Regions from separate parts of the Homo sapiens genome. Here region 2 is linked to region 1. The links are chromatin loops, found by intact Hi-C in ENCODE. Cell type or tissue: dorsolateral prefrontal cortex. All regions are shown on one strand.

Region 1 (8,000 bases):
TAGGTTTTGGGCTAAAGTGAACTGCCCACCTCGGCCTTCCAGTGCGTTGGGATTACAGGTGTGAGCCACTGCTCCTGGCCTGGAGAAATAATTTTAATAGATAGTAACCAAAAATTATATCCATATGCCAGTAGAAATGTCTTTATTAGGATTCATTAAGAAGAAGATGCTAGAAAGCTTCTAGTTCAGATTTGATTTTGTGGGGGGTTCAGAAAAAGATAACCCAAAGTACAGCACTTTGACATACCAACTACTTAGAACTAAAGCACATTGGAAGGCCTCAGAAGCAGCATCAGGACTAATGTATGCCTCTGACCTTCTCCTGCCCTCCTGTTTCTTGCCCCTCATTCTTCCCTGAAGTGAGTCACAGAAACCAGAATTCCTCTTCCAAGTGAGTCATAGAAACTAGAACTCTTTTTCCCCAAACCAAGCCGTAAAACCTAGAATTATTACCCTAACTTTCCTCTGCCTTTTTGTGTAAAATCTTGTCCATAAGAAATTATATGACCTAATTTGTCTCAAAGAAGATGAGAAGAACCTTATTCTGGAAGGAGTCCTGCCCTATATCCAGGAGGAAAAAATGCCACAACAGACAGGCCAAGTAGAATCCAAACAGACAAGCCTTGCTGGCTTTTCCCACTCAGTATATTTCTGTTAGATCATTTCTCTCTTTGTTCAATCATATTTTTATATGACTGTTCACTCATCATTGAATCTAAGCATAAAAATGGACAGTTTTCCCTTGGGAGACTGGGCTTCATTTCTGAAGGCTCTCATGACTCATAAGACTTTGATTAAATAAATGTGTTACGCTTTTCTCTCATTAACCTGTCTTTTGTGATAGGAGGGTCAGCTGTGATTATTATGATGGGGAGGAAAGATATCATACCTTTTCTGGCCCTACAACATGTTATCAAGTCCAGCAATGATTTGTAAAGTCGCAAGGTCAAATAAGGTTAAAAAAGTACACACGCACATACACATAGGTGTATCTGTATGTACACACACACAAACACACACACACACATATCTAAAGTTACCTATTCAACTACAAATTATATTCCTTAGGGATTTTTACCTCTTTCAGTTCTCCAAGTAAATCTTTTTTTTTCTTTCTTTTTTTTTTTTTTTGAGACTGAGTTTTACTCTTGTTGACCAGGCTGGAGTGCATTGGTGTGATCTCGGCTCACTGCAACCTTCGCCTCCCGGGTTCAAGTTATTGTCCTGCCTCAGTCTCCAGAGTAGCTAGGATTACAGGCACCCACCACCATGCCTGGCTAATTTTTTGTATTTTTAATAGAGACAGGGTCTCATCATGTTGGCCAGGCTGGTCTCAAACTCCTTACCTCAGGTGATCCACCTGCCTTGGCCTCTCAAAATGCAGGGATTACAGGAGTGAGCCACTGTGCCTCATCAGTTCTCCAAGTAAATCTTATTTTTAGTTTTAACTATCATGGCCCTCTCCCATCCTCCCTCAAACAAAACAAAACAAGCACACAACCCAATAAATAAACAAACAAACAAACAAACTATAAAACAGATCATTTTCATTTGGATGTAGTCTTCACCTTCATCCTGATAATTGTCAACTCTTAATTATTTCATGGAACAATTATTTTACCTTAATTGCTTAAATTTATAGTTGATTGTGAAATGATAGGTTGGAGATGAACATTCCTACTGTGCATTTGTGACTGCATATGCAGAGCCTTGTACCTCTTAGCTAATCAAATTCTCTTGAGTCATTGACTAGATCCAGCATTGTCAGTTTGCCTAAAGGAAAGATGCTGATGAGGTTAGGCTCCTTCGAAAGCAATCATATGGTTAATTGCATTAGTGTGAACCTAGCCTTTGTGATTAAAGCCTAGGACTTTCGTTTAGGTAGAGCAGGGCTTCCATGCTTGAAGGCACTCCTTGTCATATCTAGTACTCTCCAGGCCTTGAGGAAATATGCTGAGGCATCAATATATTTCCCTGAGGAGTTGCCATGTTTGGGAGATCATTCAATCATTAGACCATATTCAAAGAAACAGGTTAATTTGAATATGTAAACACTAGATCACATATTCATATATATGCAATCTCTTTGAAAAGATCATCATCAGAATGCAGATTTAAATAAACAAGAACATACTCAAAACTTGACATATTATGTACTTGAATTTAATGTGCATCAGTGCTTGCCCAAAGGATTTTATACCTGTCATCTAATGATGCCTGTATACTGCTACTGGTATGCTTTTCATAGATGTACATTAAAAAGACTCACTGCTCTGTTTTTGAATAAAATCCTATGGCTCATATTTTCACAATTCCAAATGTAGTTATTGCTCATAAAATTTGGTTGGCAACATTTAGGCCACATTTATATACACACACACATCACACATACACACACATATATGCAGGCACACATATACACATGTATATATATGTGTGTGTAAATATGTACATAGATTAAATTTAGTACATAAAACATTTCAAAACTTGTTTTTAAGCTTTAAAAAAATTACATAGAATTAAAATCATTATTCTTTCCCTCTCCAGTGAAATATTGACTTCAGAGTTCACTTTTTATAAAGAAATTCTAAATCATTAAGCAAGTAGAGTACTATCCTTATTTTTTTAAATTACCCAACATACTTTTGGAGTTTTCGCAAGTGGAGGCTAGAATGCATTGATGCATAAAGAAACAGCTATCTATGTCCCAGTAATTCAAATCCAACACCATTTTGGCTAGATACATACTCATGGGAGTAACCAAGGGTAATTGATGATAAGTTCGAATTACTTGCATCTTATTCATCTTAAAATCAATCCCATAAGCTGTTATTACCCTATAGGCAATAATATCATTCTGTCAATTGTGAAAACAACGAAGTTTTATTAATCTTACTGTATTTACTGCTCCTCTATAACCTCATAAAAACTGGCTCCTGTGTATATAAAGCATTTAAGAAACCCTACTTCCTTGGAAATAGATGCAATCAATAAGATTTACCATTTTAAGAAATATTAATGTAAAAAGGGGGTCATAGGATGGTCTATTCTCATCATTTTACATTGTTCTCCAAACAGTTGCCTTCATTTTCAGGGTGAATCTCTGAATGTTAATAGCAGATGCATCACGTGCAGAAGCTGGGAGCATGCAAGCCATGTTAGGCACATAGATTCTGTACAAGGAAAAATGTTACACAAAGCATATTGGATCAGGGGCTTGATTTCAGAAATGGAATCTTTCCTTTCTATTTTAGACCTGTCTGACTCAGTATTACATACCACTATAAAAATTTGCTCATAAAAAGATTAAATATTAAAATTGAATGCAAAGTAATAGAAAAACAAAACCTCTATTCCCCAATGCAAAAATCAAATATGCAAATATGAAAATGAGGGGACTCTGCTTTTTTCCCCCTTATACAACTGATTAAATTGTCACTGCTGGAGATTACATGGGGTTTTATTCCCTTTACAGCCATATTCAATTGGACAGATAGAAAATTATATTGCCACAGACGAGACCCACCACTTGGGTACACTGTGCTTCCAGTTGTTGCAGAGGTCTTTTCCAAAACTTTGCAGCTACCCTTTAAAAAAAGAAAAGTATTAGATGTGGTCATTCATGACACACTAGATTTTTTCTAAAGTCCTTTCCAACTTGGAGATTTCAGGACAAAAACTACTCCTTTTACTTCTACGTATTAGCCTACAGCTTACTTCCCATGTAACAAAACCTTCACCAACACATCCCCTTTTTTTATATATATCTTATAAATGTATGTATGCGCAAATATATGTATGTGCATATATATATCTATATATCTATATATATATATATATATATATATATATCTCAGAGGCTTTTTTCTTTTTGTGTTTATACTCTATTTCCTAATTTGTGACTTTATTTCCTGGCTCAGCAGTTCTAACACAGAACCTCCCCCACCCCAACTCCTTTTTTTGCCCAGTTGTCTCTTCCAGATGAATATATTTGATTCTTGCACAAACTGAATACAGAAACAGGATTACCTGTGCTTCTCTCATGCCTTGCCATGGTTATGAAATGGTTTTCGCTGTCTGCCTCCGTGGAATAGAAGTTGGTGCTCAGCGACGCTGTCGCCTGTCTGTGTCACTCTGCACTGGGGCTGAACAGAGAGCTGCCTCCAGCTGCAGGCGAGGGGCCTCAGTGTTAAGGACGCACAGAACTAGTTTGTTAATGAGATCATTTCTCCAGTGCAAAGAAATGTAGCCACAAGCACAGGGATATTTAACAACTAAAAGAGCTGGTAGGATGATGTTTTTGAATTGGAGTAATCAGGAAAAAAAATAACAAAAAAACAGTGAGCGGCAGATGCTTCATTGCAATGACAAGTGAATAGGAACAGGACTATTTGCCTTAAGATTTGTAGTAGACATGCACATGTTACTTTGCTATAGAAATGAAGAAATTGATCCCCAAAGAATTTGTAGGTGGTTTGATATGTGGCTGGAAATATTTTTGTTGTCGTCAGCAAAATAATGCTTAAGGATGTTTTTACTAGCTAAGATCTCTTCTGTATCTGTTGATATAACTGTAATTTGAAAATTTTCTTTCTCTGATTGGGTAGTTGAGTAAACAATCAAGGTTTTCATTTCTAGCACCCAGATGGGTAAATTTATCATGAAATCAAATGATTTCTTCATGCAAAAACTTCCAACATTTTTGCATTTGAAAACACAAACACATACATCATGCTTAAACAAAGCATTCTGTTTAAATTTGAGAATTTTAAAAATCATTGCTTTCTAACATTGTGAATGCCCTTTCTTGATTCAGATATCTTTTTTGCTGTCAAAATTAAAAGCAGAGTTGTGTTCATTCTACTGGCTTGAACATTTAGATGTATCCTTTAGTCTCTGCTTGTGTTTGCTTTTTTCTGTCTTTCCCATGTTTCTTTGTTTTCCTTTTGTCTTCTTCTCAAGACTTCCCATGGTTTTTGTTTTATCATATTGTTCTCTTTGCATTGTTCAACTGCTCTTTGACAAAAATTCCATATTTAATTTAATTTTCTTGTTTTTGTTTCATTTCCCTTATAGTTTTATATGATTAATTTTTTTGTTGTTTTTGTTAGGGCATTGTGTTTATTTGTGAAAACACAGTTCCAAAAGTCACAATAGTACTACGTGAACAAACTTTTCTATTGAGTGTCCTTATCTTTTAATATTTTGGTTTTTTTGACTTGTTTATTCTCTTTCCCAGTTCTGGCCATTTTAAATTATCTTTTCATCTATTGCATTGACTTTTCCATTACTAATAGCCTTCTCTTTTAATTCTTCCCTTGATGTCTTGATTTACTAGGCATCTCTTCATTACTAAAACATGACCACCATTTTTTCAACACTTAGTATAAGCACTATGCTCAATGCTTCGTGTCTATTCTTTTGAACTCTTACTGCAATCCGGAAAGGTAGACATTCTCATTCTCATTTGACACAAGAGGAGACAGAGGCCCAATGATTAAGGTACTGTCTGAAGACCACACAATAACTACGATAGCAATGATTTGTTCCCAGAGCTACCTGACACCAAATCACCCCCTCTTTCAACTAAACCATATTGAGGCTCAAAATCAGAATTAGGTTTTGAAATTTTGTTATGTATTGGGGAAAATATACTCACTTGTTAAACTTCACTCATTTCAGTCTTAGTATGCATGTATACCTGAAATGATTCAATACAAATTACTCCTTATACCTTCCTTTTGATAACATTTACCAACTTTAGTTTTATTTGTGATAAAAGAAACCTCTAAACTCAAGTTACTATCTTCAACAACATTTTTGAGACTAAGAGTAGGTCCAATTTTCCTTTGCATACGTACCAATCTGCTAATATATGGTTGTAAATGTACATGAATTATAATAATAAGTTCCTACTAGTACAATAAACAAGAAAAGACAACACTAGAATAATAAATAGCCTGTGTTGTCTGCAAACCTCACAACACTATATCAGCCTTCCAGTAATGACATCAGTAATCAAATATGTTTTTACAGTTGTCAATGTAGCGGATCAGACATCTAATCCCAGTCTGCTTGCAGCTGCTTTTCCTCATCCTTCCCTCACTGTATTAAATTTGCCTTTTGGGAAAATAAGAAAATTATGTGTTGCCTTATATTCCTTGTTCAGGTTTAAAAACTCTTATTCTTCTTGCTATGATGATGACATGCAGGTGTCATTCTCTAAACAGGACACTTTGCAAGTTTCATATACCCACTGTTTAATCACTACCATTTTCTTCACCTTATTATTGCAATGATAATACATATACATGTATGTGTATATGTGTACATATATGAACATACATACAGACATATTTACTTTTGAGAAGCAGATGGATATTTGATATTCTATTAGAAGTCTCTAAAATTGCTGCAGCTATTTCTGTGAAGAAAGTTGTATTTCTAGACTTTGGAAAAGAGCTTAACAAAATTCTCTTTGATGGATTGCAGTCCTGAAAGTTGCTCTTGTATTAAGCTGCAATTAATGCTTGTACCCAGCAGTCTCCTAAGGAATTACAGAGGAACAAAGTTAGCAACTAGCAGGCCTAAAATAGCTAGAGGGCTTTGACCACAAGGATAGGATAACAGTAATGCAGTGACTAAGAGGAGAGACTGAGGAGTAAGGAAATCTTGACTTCAAACTTCAGCTCTTATAATTTGCTACCTTTGTGACCTGGGCAAGTTACCTAATTCTTCTAATAAGAAATATTCTTCTAGTATTTCTTTGTTTAAATGGAGATAATGCCCACCTCAAAGGGTTTGGGGAAAATTTACCAGTTAATAAATATAAAGCATCCAAGACAGAATGGTATTTACTAAGTCCAGTATAAAAGACAATGGTTATCATTGTCACTATTATCATCTATGCAATGACTAAAAATGAATTTCTCTTTCTTTCCTTCTTTTGTCATGATGTACTGAACTATAGAGTCTTTTATGCATCTTATGAGTAGCATTTATGCTTCTAGTATTTCCCTGTTTTGGTTGTTCTCACCACACTATAACGACTATTATATACAACTCCTGCAATAATTTTAAGATCAACATAAATCTGTACCAAGTGAAATATACATGAATCAACTCTTCAGCACATGTAGCAGAAAGTTTCTAGGACTAAGCTCAATGCCTACACAATGCCACATAAAAGATGTTCAATAAATTACTGTTACAACTAGCTGAATTGAACCCATATATTGTATTTGCCCAATGCAAACCGTAAATTCATTAAATGTATGCTTCATTCGTGTTCCTGTACATACATATATGCTTTTATTCATGTATCACATGTCTACTGTATGATAGGGACTGCCCCCAAATTAAGCTACGATGGGCAGGAACCATTTGTTTCATGTATGTGTGTGTGCGTGTATGTATATACAGCATACATACATAGATATATATATCTGTATATATAAGCTTTACTTTCATCTGTGAAAATTAGAAGGACAGTCTGATTTCTAATGTCTATAAGCAATAACATCCTACGATTCTTATCTAAATACACTATTTCTTTCTTAGAGAACTCCCAGTAAAGCTGGTATACCAGGACCACCTCTACTCTTAATAATCAGATTTCCCAAACTTTGTATAATTGCAAGGGCTGTATATTTATTACAGTTGACTATAACCTTCACTATTTTTTCACCTACCGTTCACTCTTTTAAATTTTATTTCAAGGAAAAACTGTTGATTTGAAACATTTTTGTTAGGAAAACTCTGACACATCCAATTGAAAACATACTGGCTCACAGTAGTGAAACCTTGAAATAAACTTTCAAGATCTGATTACTCACAGCCTGACAAGTAATTGAAAAGATGGATCTTATTATCATTGGATTGTTTGTTGTTTTTGTTTTTATCATGCATTTCTTCAGGCTGTTCCTATGTATCCTGAAAAGCAATCCATCTAAAGATATAATTTAATTGATTGATTCAGCAAACATTTCGTGAGTACCTAT
Region 2 (8,000 bases), 550 kb after region 1:
CGCCTCCAGCCCCTCGGTGTTCCCGGGCCTCCACGAGGAGCCTCCCCAGGCCTCCCCCAGCCGTCCTTTGAATGGACTCCTGCGTCTGGGGCTCCCTGGAGACATGTACGCGCGGCCGGAGCCCTTCCCGCCAGGGCCTGCGGCCCGCAGCGACGCCCTGGCAGCTGCCGCAGCCCTGCATGGCTACGGGGGCATGAACCTGACGGTGAACCTCGCTGCGCCCCACGGTCCTGGCGCTTTCTTCCGCTACATGCGCCAGCCCATCAAACAGGAGCTCATCTGCAAGTGGCTGGCGGCCGACGGCACCGCGACCCCGAGCCTCTGCTCCAAAACTTTCAGCACCATGCACGAGCTGGTCACGCACGTCACCGTGGAGCACGTCGGCGGCCCGGAACAGGCCAACCACATTTGCTTCTGGGAGGAGTGTCCGCGCCAGGGAAAGCCCTTCAAAGCCAAATACAAACTTGTAAATCACATCCGCGTGCACACGGGCGAGAAGCCCTTCCCTTGTCCTTTCCCGGGGTGTGGGAAGGTCTTTGCTAGATCAGAAAATCTCAAAATACACAAACGAACTCACACAGGTCAGTATTCGGCGCTGTCTGTCGCGTGCGGACCCTCTGGGGAAGCAGGCCCTCGGGTCTGGATTTCCTCAAGTCCCAACTGAGGGGAGGGGGAAATATTTTGGGGTTGTTTCCATGAGCCAAGGCCATAAAATATTAATTATGCGCTTCTATTCTTAGAATCACAGAAGTTTCCGGAGGCTGTGTGTAGGGAGGATAGTGCGGGATTTCTGTTCTGGGGGGGACAAGGGTGAACGTGCCTAAGACCCTGTGTGTGCAAACATGTGCTCTCTGCTTAAGAGTTTGATTTTAAGATATTTTAAAACAGCATTGTTCCCCAAAGTCGTAAAGACATAAGAACAGCTGTCTAACTTTTTTCCTTGTCCCTTTGGAATTGCGCAGCAGAACTCTTCCACCTGTAGTCCTGATAACCTGGCCCACCTGGACTGAGAGGTTACCAGGCCCTGGAGCCTTCTTTAGGAGTTGGGGGTCGAATGGGCTAACTTTGTACGTATTTTTGAGCCTTGGTGGCCGGACACTAGGGATGTTTGGTGGACCCTCACTTTCGCTTTAGCACAGACCTATCCACCTTAAATATCATTTACCAAGCTGCTAAGGGAAATGGGGACATGTGTCAACTACATCTGCTACTTCTAGTTAACAGAAAAAAAGGAGTATCGTTCAAGAGCCTGCAAAATTGAACTCCTCTGGCCAGAGCATCTCTAATTAATACAACTGCAAGGAGAAAGTTTTCACACTTCCAGAACAGCCTGTGAAGTTACATTAATTAGTTTAGCAGCCATTGTTTGTACTCTCCTTAGTTAGGGTTTTCTCGCTCCTCCTCCCTGGAAGTTTAAGAAATCAACATCTTCTCCCCTCCCCCATTTTGGGGGCGGGAGAAGGGGACTGGTGGGGACAGGAGAAAATAAAATGAATTCCAGCTTGGTGCCCCACTTCTCCTACTGCCCGGTGCCTTGCCTTACTCGCCCCTATTCTTGCTGGAACATCGACAATTGTTGGAGTCAAAGAACTTCCTAAGGCTAGTTGTTCTAACGCCTATCTTCTCCCCAAACTCTCCCTTCCCGGGGAAGGTCCATGGCCCGGACACTGGCACATGCGGAGACCAGACCAAAGTCCACTTGGAGCCTGGCACTTTATTTCTAAAGCTTGTCTGGAAGTGTACGGTTTCCCTGAGTTCTTTTCAGGGTTTCCCACAATGTCGCATGGATCTCACCCCCTCACCAGAGGTTTTAGCTTCGGGAAGGGGCGGTAGGTCACACTGGAATCCTGGCCCCAGGCCTGCTACTCCGGGAGCTGGCGGCGGACACCCGGAAGGTAGACTCGCAGTCCTGAGCTGGAGAAGGAACTCATCTTTAATGACAGGGTTTTTTTTTTTTTTTTTTTAAACAAACAAACTTTTACAGCTCTTTGCCGGCCCACTGTTTGAATTCTGTGAAGCAGAAAATGGTTAAATTCTTAGCACAGTCGACCTACAGCAGAGAAGCAAGTTCAGTGCGCCACGGCTGGCTCAGGTTTTCGTGTTTTCAGGACAGAATTTTGTGCGTTCTTTCGGTTCGCGGTCCTGATTCATTAGCGGTGGGGGGTGGGGGAAACAACAAACAAAAACAAACAAACAAACAAACACGACCAACAACGAACTACAGAGTCTGGCCTGCTCGGGCATTTCCCTCAAATCCCCCTCCTAGTCATAAAAAGAAGAGAGAGAGAGTGAGAGAGAGAGAGAGAGAGAGAGAGGGAAAAAAAATATTTCTCAAATGGCAATAGACCTCACTACAAATTATTCATGAAGACAGTTCTCGATTCAACAGGAAAATAATTGCCTTTTCAAATATTAATGGCGTTTCATTTCCTCGAGTAGCAGAAGCGGCAAACAGGAGCAAATTTCTCAGGAGCTGAGATTCTCCCTGACCTGAATCCGGGGCCTGGCTTTGAAGGCGACTGTCCGCACCGAAAGGATTCACTTTGTGGCGGTCACAGCGATCCCGGAACAATGGTGCCTCGGGGAGGGAGGCGCGGGCCAGCAACCGCGCTCGGCCTGGCCACCGCCACCCAGCTCCTCTCCAGGGACCCCTCGGCCGGGGCCGGGAGCTCACCACACCTTCCCCGGCGTCTGAGGGCGAGTCAGTGCTGGGGATCCGAGGTAGAGGAAAAGAGACCGCGCCGGGGCGCAGTCGCCGGGACAACCAGATCCAGCCACAAGTGCGAGAAAATGGCGCTGGCCCAGCTAGCCCGAGCTTCCGAACTTTGTTCGGCGGACCCGGCTCAGGGTCGGAGAGGAGGCCTTTCAGGACTGCTGGGCCTCTGGGATGAGAATCTGGGTCTTTCACAGCGCAGCCCCGGGCCTAGGACGCTCCGAGCGGGCTGCAGGGGCCTAGCCCAACGCCGCCTCTTCACATTCACCCACCCACCCAGGGCGCAGTGCAGGGAGCTGGAGGGAGGGGGAAGGACTGGAGGCCGGGTGTTGGCGGGGGGCGGGGGTGATGTCAAGCGCAGAGACCAGGGCGCCTCCTGCAGCTCCGGAGCAAGCTGGGGCGCGGCCTCACCTGGCCTCCTAGGGGCCTGCGAACTTCCCGGCTGCCGGTATCACTCAGTGCACTGCTGTTTTCTCCTCTGCTCCTCGTCTGGAGCGAAATAATTGTTTTTGTTTTACGTGAATGTCCAGTGAGGCGCTCACGAGATCGGATAAGCGTTTGGCGGGATTTTTGTTGGGGGTGGGGGTTGTTGGGGAGGGGCACCAAATTCTAATTCCATTTCACCTCTGTTTTCTCAAAATAACCTTGGTTCTTTTGCAGGCCCTGAATTGTATGTTTTTTGTAATTTTTTTTTTTTTTTTGAAAGAGAAGAAGGAAGAAAGTTTTGGGTTTGCAAATGCTGGCAGGAATCAGAGGAGATAAAAATGGGGGCAAATAGGAACACTGATTTATTCCGCATCTTTCTATCACTGTTTTATAAAATGGTGCCAGTGTCCCGCGAAATGGCAGGTGCCAACACCTTCCAGACTGTTCAGTGTACTAGCTGTGCTCCTGTAGGGTGGGAATCCAGCGACCAGGTGGTGCCGGAGACCCGGGCTCAGGAGCCGCTGATTGCGCAGAAGCGCAGGTTGTGCGCAAACCTCTCTGTCCGAGCCTCAACAGGGCTCGGGAATTGGGGCTTTGTTTGTTCTAACCAGCCCCAAAGCGCCTGTTTTTCCTGGATGCGGCGGGAGAAGCAACTACAAAGGCAACAGTTCTCCAGCTGCGCGTCTTCCTCCTCAGCTAGACGCTAGGTAGCCGGTCCCTTAACTCAGAGCGCTGGGAGGCAGCCATTTGTTTAAAGCGCCCAGAAACCTTCTTCCCCCATTTCCGCAGCACTTGCAGCTCCGGCAGGAATCTAGGCTTCCGGGTTCTCGGGGTCCTTTCCTCTCCTACACGTCAGCGAATTCAGCTGGCCGTGAGCTCCCCGATTGGGGCTCGGTCCGGCCAATATTGTCACTCTAACGTGCACTCGCGCCTTCCCTCGGCTCTACAGGGCATCGCAGCCACCGATCCCAGCCCCTCCCCGGCCTATGCCAGCCGCCTGGTGGCCCTCCGGGCTGCGGAGCCAGGCCTGGCCTGACAGCAGCAGCTGTTTTCTTCCCGAAGCCGCAGCGCTCAAGGGCGTGGTTGCGGTAGACACCTCGGATCCCATTTGGCCTGTGCGGACCCTACCGCGCCAACCCCTCGTCTTAGGACCGAGAGGCCCGACAGCCAGGTGGGGGTGGTCTGGGCAGACCGGTCGACATCGCAAGTCAGTGCGGACTGGGAGGGCCAGCTGCCCACAGCACGGTCTCCAGGAAGCCTCTGGAGCAGCGTAATGAAATATTATTACTGGCGAGCGTATCTGGAGGGATCCCGGAAGGTTTAGGCAAGATTTGAAGAATGCTGCTAAATGTTTGCCCTCAGGGGGTAGAAGGAAAGAGGGAGGGGGCTCCATTCCTGTAAAAATCTCTTCTGAAGTGAATCATTGCTCAGAATACCTCTCCCTGCAGCACGAATCCACTTTATGCACACACAATGTGCATCGGCTGCGCATCCTTAAATTATTTCATCGCTTTGGCGTTTGCGCAAAACCTACTTTAGGAAACAATTTGGGCCAGGATGGGGGTGGGTGGGGGGGATGAACGGCTGGGCGGGGTAGCGGCAGAGAAGTTAGTCTGAAACAGCAACTTTAAATCGAGCAGATGTGAGCTTCCCCGTTAACTATATTGTGAGCTCCTCCGTTAATGTATTTCCGAGCAGAGGTGCTTCTGGTTCCAAGTGGAGAAAATTTGGAGGAAACAACCCGAGTGGATCAGGATTTTCGAGGATGGAAACTCGACTAAGATGGAGTCACTGTCGCTCCTCCTCCATACCCTCCCCATGAGCCCAGAGGAGGAAGGCGGGAGGGATGGAGGCGTTCAAGAGAGGGCACCGGGGGCGCTCTCTGCACGAGGGAAAGGGGTGCTCGACCTGAGGCGCCGTGGAAAGGGATTTCTGAAAATATTTTGTAGTTCTTTTCCAGAAAATGAGAGACGAATGGGGGAGGGTGGCAAGCACCTGACGGGAACACGACCCACAAGCACTAATGTCTCTGCGTTGCCTCCGCCAGGCGAGAAGCCCTTCAGATGCGAGTTCGAGGGCTGCGAGCGGCGCTTCGCCAACAGCAGCGACCGTAAGAAGCATTCGCACGTGCACACTAGCGACAAGCCATACACGTGCAAGGTGCGGGGCTGCGACAAGTGCTACACGCACCCCAGCTCGCTGCGTAAGCACATGAAGGTGCACGGGCGCTCGCCGCCGCCCAGCTCTGGCTACGATTCGGCTACACCGTCTGCCCTCGTGTCGCCCTCGTCGGACTGCGGCCACAAGTCCCAGGTGGCCTCCTCGGCGGCGGTGGCGGCGCGTACCGCCGACTTGAGCGAATGGTACGTGTGTCAGGGCTTGGGCCCCATAGCGGCTGCCCCCGCCGCGATCCTCAGCCCCGAGCTACCACCTGGCCCTGCTGCTGCCGCCGCCGCCTCCGGTATTAGGGCTGCCTCTGTGATTGCTGCTTCCGCACACACCGAATGCAGAGTAGGCCACGTTTCTGAGGCATGAAGAGGGCGAGGGCGGAAGGAAGGAAGGCCGGCCGGCCACCTGTAATAGTTGCTGGAGCTCACTGAATACGCTAATATAATGTCCATTATTTTAGAAGATAAATATGGTCCCCCTATTTATTCTGTAGTCACAATCAGCACCATCACCCCCACACGCGCCTTCATGACTGGGTATCATAAAACCAGGGTTAGGGGCGAAAAGAGACAGGGAGATGGAAAAAAAAGTTGGAGAATTTATGTGCAATCCTGTCAACTGCAGATGACAAAAGTAAAGCCACAGATTTCCCGCATGCTTCGCAGAATGGGAAATATTTTTCTCGAGGACTGGGCCGCTCCCACCCCCACTCTAACCCTCCCCTCCCCCACATTAATTCCAACCTCAGAAGTTCAGATCAAGGGAAGGGGGCAAAGGGAATTCCAGAGCCGTTTTCTTGACTCCAGTTTCTTTCCTCTTTGCCTTCCTATGGTTTCCCCTTCCCTAGGTATCCTTTGAAACAAAAAACACACAAGTCCTAATTTTTCCAACCTCCTCTATAAAGGAGGTAAGGGAGATTCATCGTCTTTTCAGCAGGGGGTGGGTGGGTGGTGGTTAGACGCTTCCACCCCTATGGAGTGGCCTGGGCACACAGATAAACATCTGCCTGTCGTCCACAGACTCAATATACATTGTATACTTGGAGTAGGGAGTGAATTCAAAACAACAAGAAATACAGACAAAGGAACACCAGAGAGGCTTCAGGATTCAATGCTGTGAGGCCTCCCCGGGCCTTTTTCCCACCCCAACCCCTGTAGAGGCGTTGCCTGTGTAGTCTTGTAGGTGCTTGGGCTCCGGGTGTAGAGCGAGCTGATGACGTCACTGAGTCGAAGCCTCTAAAGTGGAGAGACCTGACCTAGGCGGCCGTGTCTGGGTGAATTGCGTCAATTCGGTGATGGTCTTTGTTAGTAATTGCACAATGTTCGTCTTATTTTTAAAAAGGTGTAGGAGGAACTAGAGAAATGATCCACAATAATAAATATTGTAAAGGCAAACACCCAGTGGGTCTAGATTGAATGTGTATTTGATATGCTGCGTATGAAGTCCCCAGAAAAAAAGAACCAGATGTTGAAGGAGGGGGCGAGAAAGGCCTTTGCAATTGCGGCCAAAGGGAAAAAAATCAGGTCCTTTTTCCCCCCTCCCCCCATCTGCAGGGAGAATGCGGCTGCCCCAAAATCCTAGCTAAGACTTGAAGAAGTAAAGGAAAATAAAATAATAAAGCTTTGGCAGACTCATCTCAGTTCCCTAAGAATTTGAAAATCAGTGTGTGTGTATTGGGGAGGGAGGTAGGTTTTCTCTCTGGGGAGGGCCCCACAAAAGACCTCAATTTTAAAATCTGAGCCCAGCAAACAATTCCTGGCCCTGCCACTGATGAATTTTCTTCTGCTCTATCCTCTTCAGACGCAATTAGACAATTAGCACTCCTGCCCGCAGCCCCCACAACTTTCATCAGATGAAATAACATCCTAACTGGAGTGGAACTATTTTCATGACTCCAAATAAAAAATGCAGTCTTCCAAATACACCTTTAGTGAATCCGTCCTTGAGAAAGGGGGACTGAAATTCCTGCCTACACCTAATACAATAGGGCCCAGAGGCTGCCTGACCCAGCGCGGGCAGTCGGCAACAAACAACTCCTTCCCATAGTGAAACACCAACCCCACCACTAAGGTGCAGAGGGCATTTGCGGAACTTGCTGCTTCTGCCAATGTTTAAAAAGTCCCCCTTCCTGAAGTAGGACTTTTTTCTTTGTCTTCTGTTTCTAAGCTCCCCATTTTGCTTTCTATCTCAATCTAAAATAATGAAATAAAACAAAATGTTTGGTCGGCCACTAATCGCCTTTAATTTTTCATTTGCTTGTTACAGATGTCCACCGCGTTGCTCGCAAGGTAATCTCGCTCCGCGCAGCTGAGCGCCCCGCATCTCGCGCCTGCTACATCAAAGGGCCCGCGCACAAAGCAGTGTTTCTTCGCCACGGTGCATCTTCATGGTAAGTTAGGATTTCTATGGCAATGTGCAAGTCGCACTGAAATCCTGAAAGGCCAAGCCTGGAGCCCGTCCAGGCTTTTCATTAAGGACATAATATTTACGTCTAACAGACCTTTTTTCTTGTGTATACAAGTATATATTTTTGTTTGACGCGGACTAAATCATTTTCATTTAATTTCCGGTAAACAAAACCCACGCGAATGGGCACTTGTACCCGATCATAATAAAAATGGATAATAATGTGAAGGAAGAAAAGAGCCGCTTGAATCGCCGCTCAGCCCCCTTTGTTTCTGCTTTCTGCGGT

The links. A loop is a pair of places that touch in the nucleus more often than their neighbours do. Peaks named below come from ENCODE experiments on the same cell type or tissue, not always from the same donor. Only the 100,000 strongest peaks of a DNase experiment are listed, where the experiment ranks them.
Region 2: it touches region 1 in a loop (4-fold over the local background); 4 of 110 quality-filtered maps call a loop at or near these places.

The regions. Positions count from the first base shown.
Region 1 is chr3:147,936,146-147,944,145 of GRCh38, reverse strand. LOC124909496 (a long non-coding RNA gene) reads right to left here and starts at 4,151. Exons shown (of 2, transcript XR_007096280.1): 1 at 4,030-4,151; 2 at 3,443-3,587. In dorsolateral prefrontal cortex, a CTCF peak has its summit at 4,404; DNase peaks (open chromatin) are centred at 3,135 and 4,145; H3K4me3 peaks cover 4,385 bases; H3K27ac peaks cover 7,917 bases.
Region 2 is chr3:147,388,433-147,396,432 of GRCh38, reverse strand. ZIC4 (Zic family zinc finger 4) reads left to right here. Exons shown (of 5, transcript NM_032153.6): 3 at 1-581; 4 at 5,187-5,502; 5 at 7,574-8,000. The coding sequence ends at 7,574. It overlaps ZIC4-AS1 (ZIC4 antisense RNA 1), which reads right to left. Exons shown (of 2, transcript NR_046703.1): 2 at 7,527-8,000. Among named protein-coding and RNA genes, the nearest start is that of ZIC4-AS1, 5.6 kb to the right of the region's middle. RefSeq lists enhancers at 1-704, 2,554-3,055, 4,925-5,439, 5,440-5,956. In dorsolateral prefrontal cortex, CTCF peaks have their summits at 3,095 and 4,091; DNase peaks (open chromatin) are centred at 3,032 and 4,052; H3K4me3 peaks cover 6,821 bases; H3K27ac peaks cover 8,000 bases; H3K27me3 peaks cover 8,000 bases.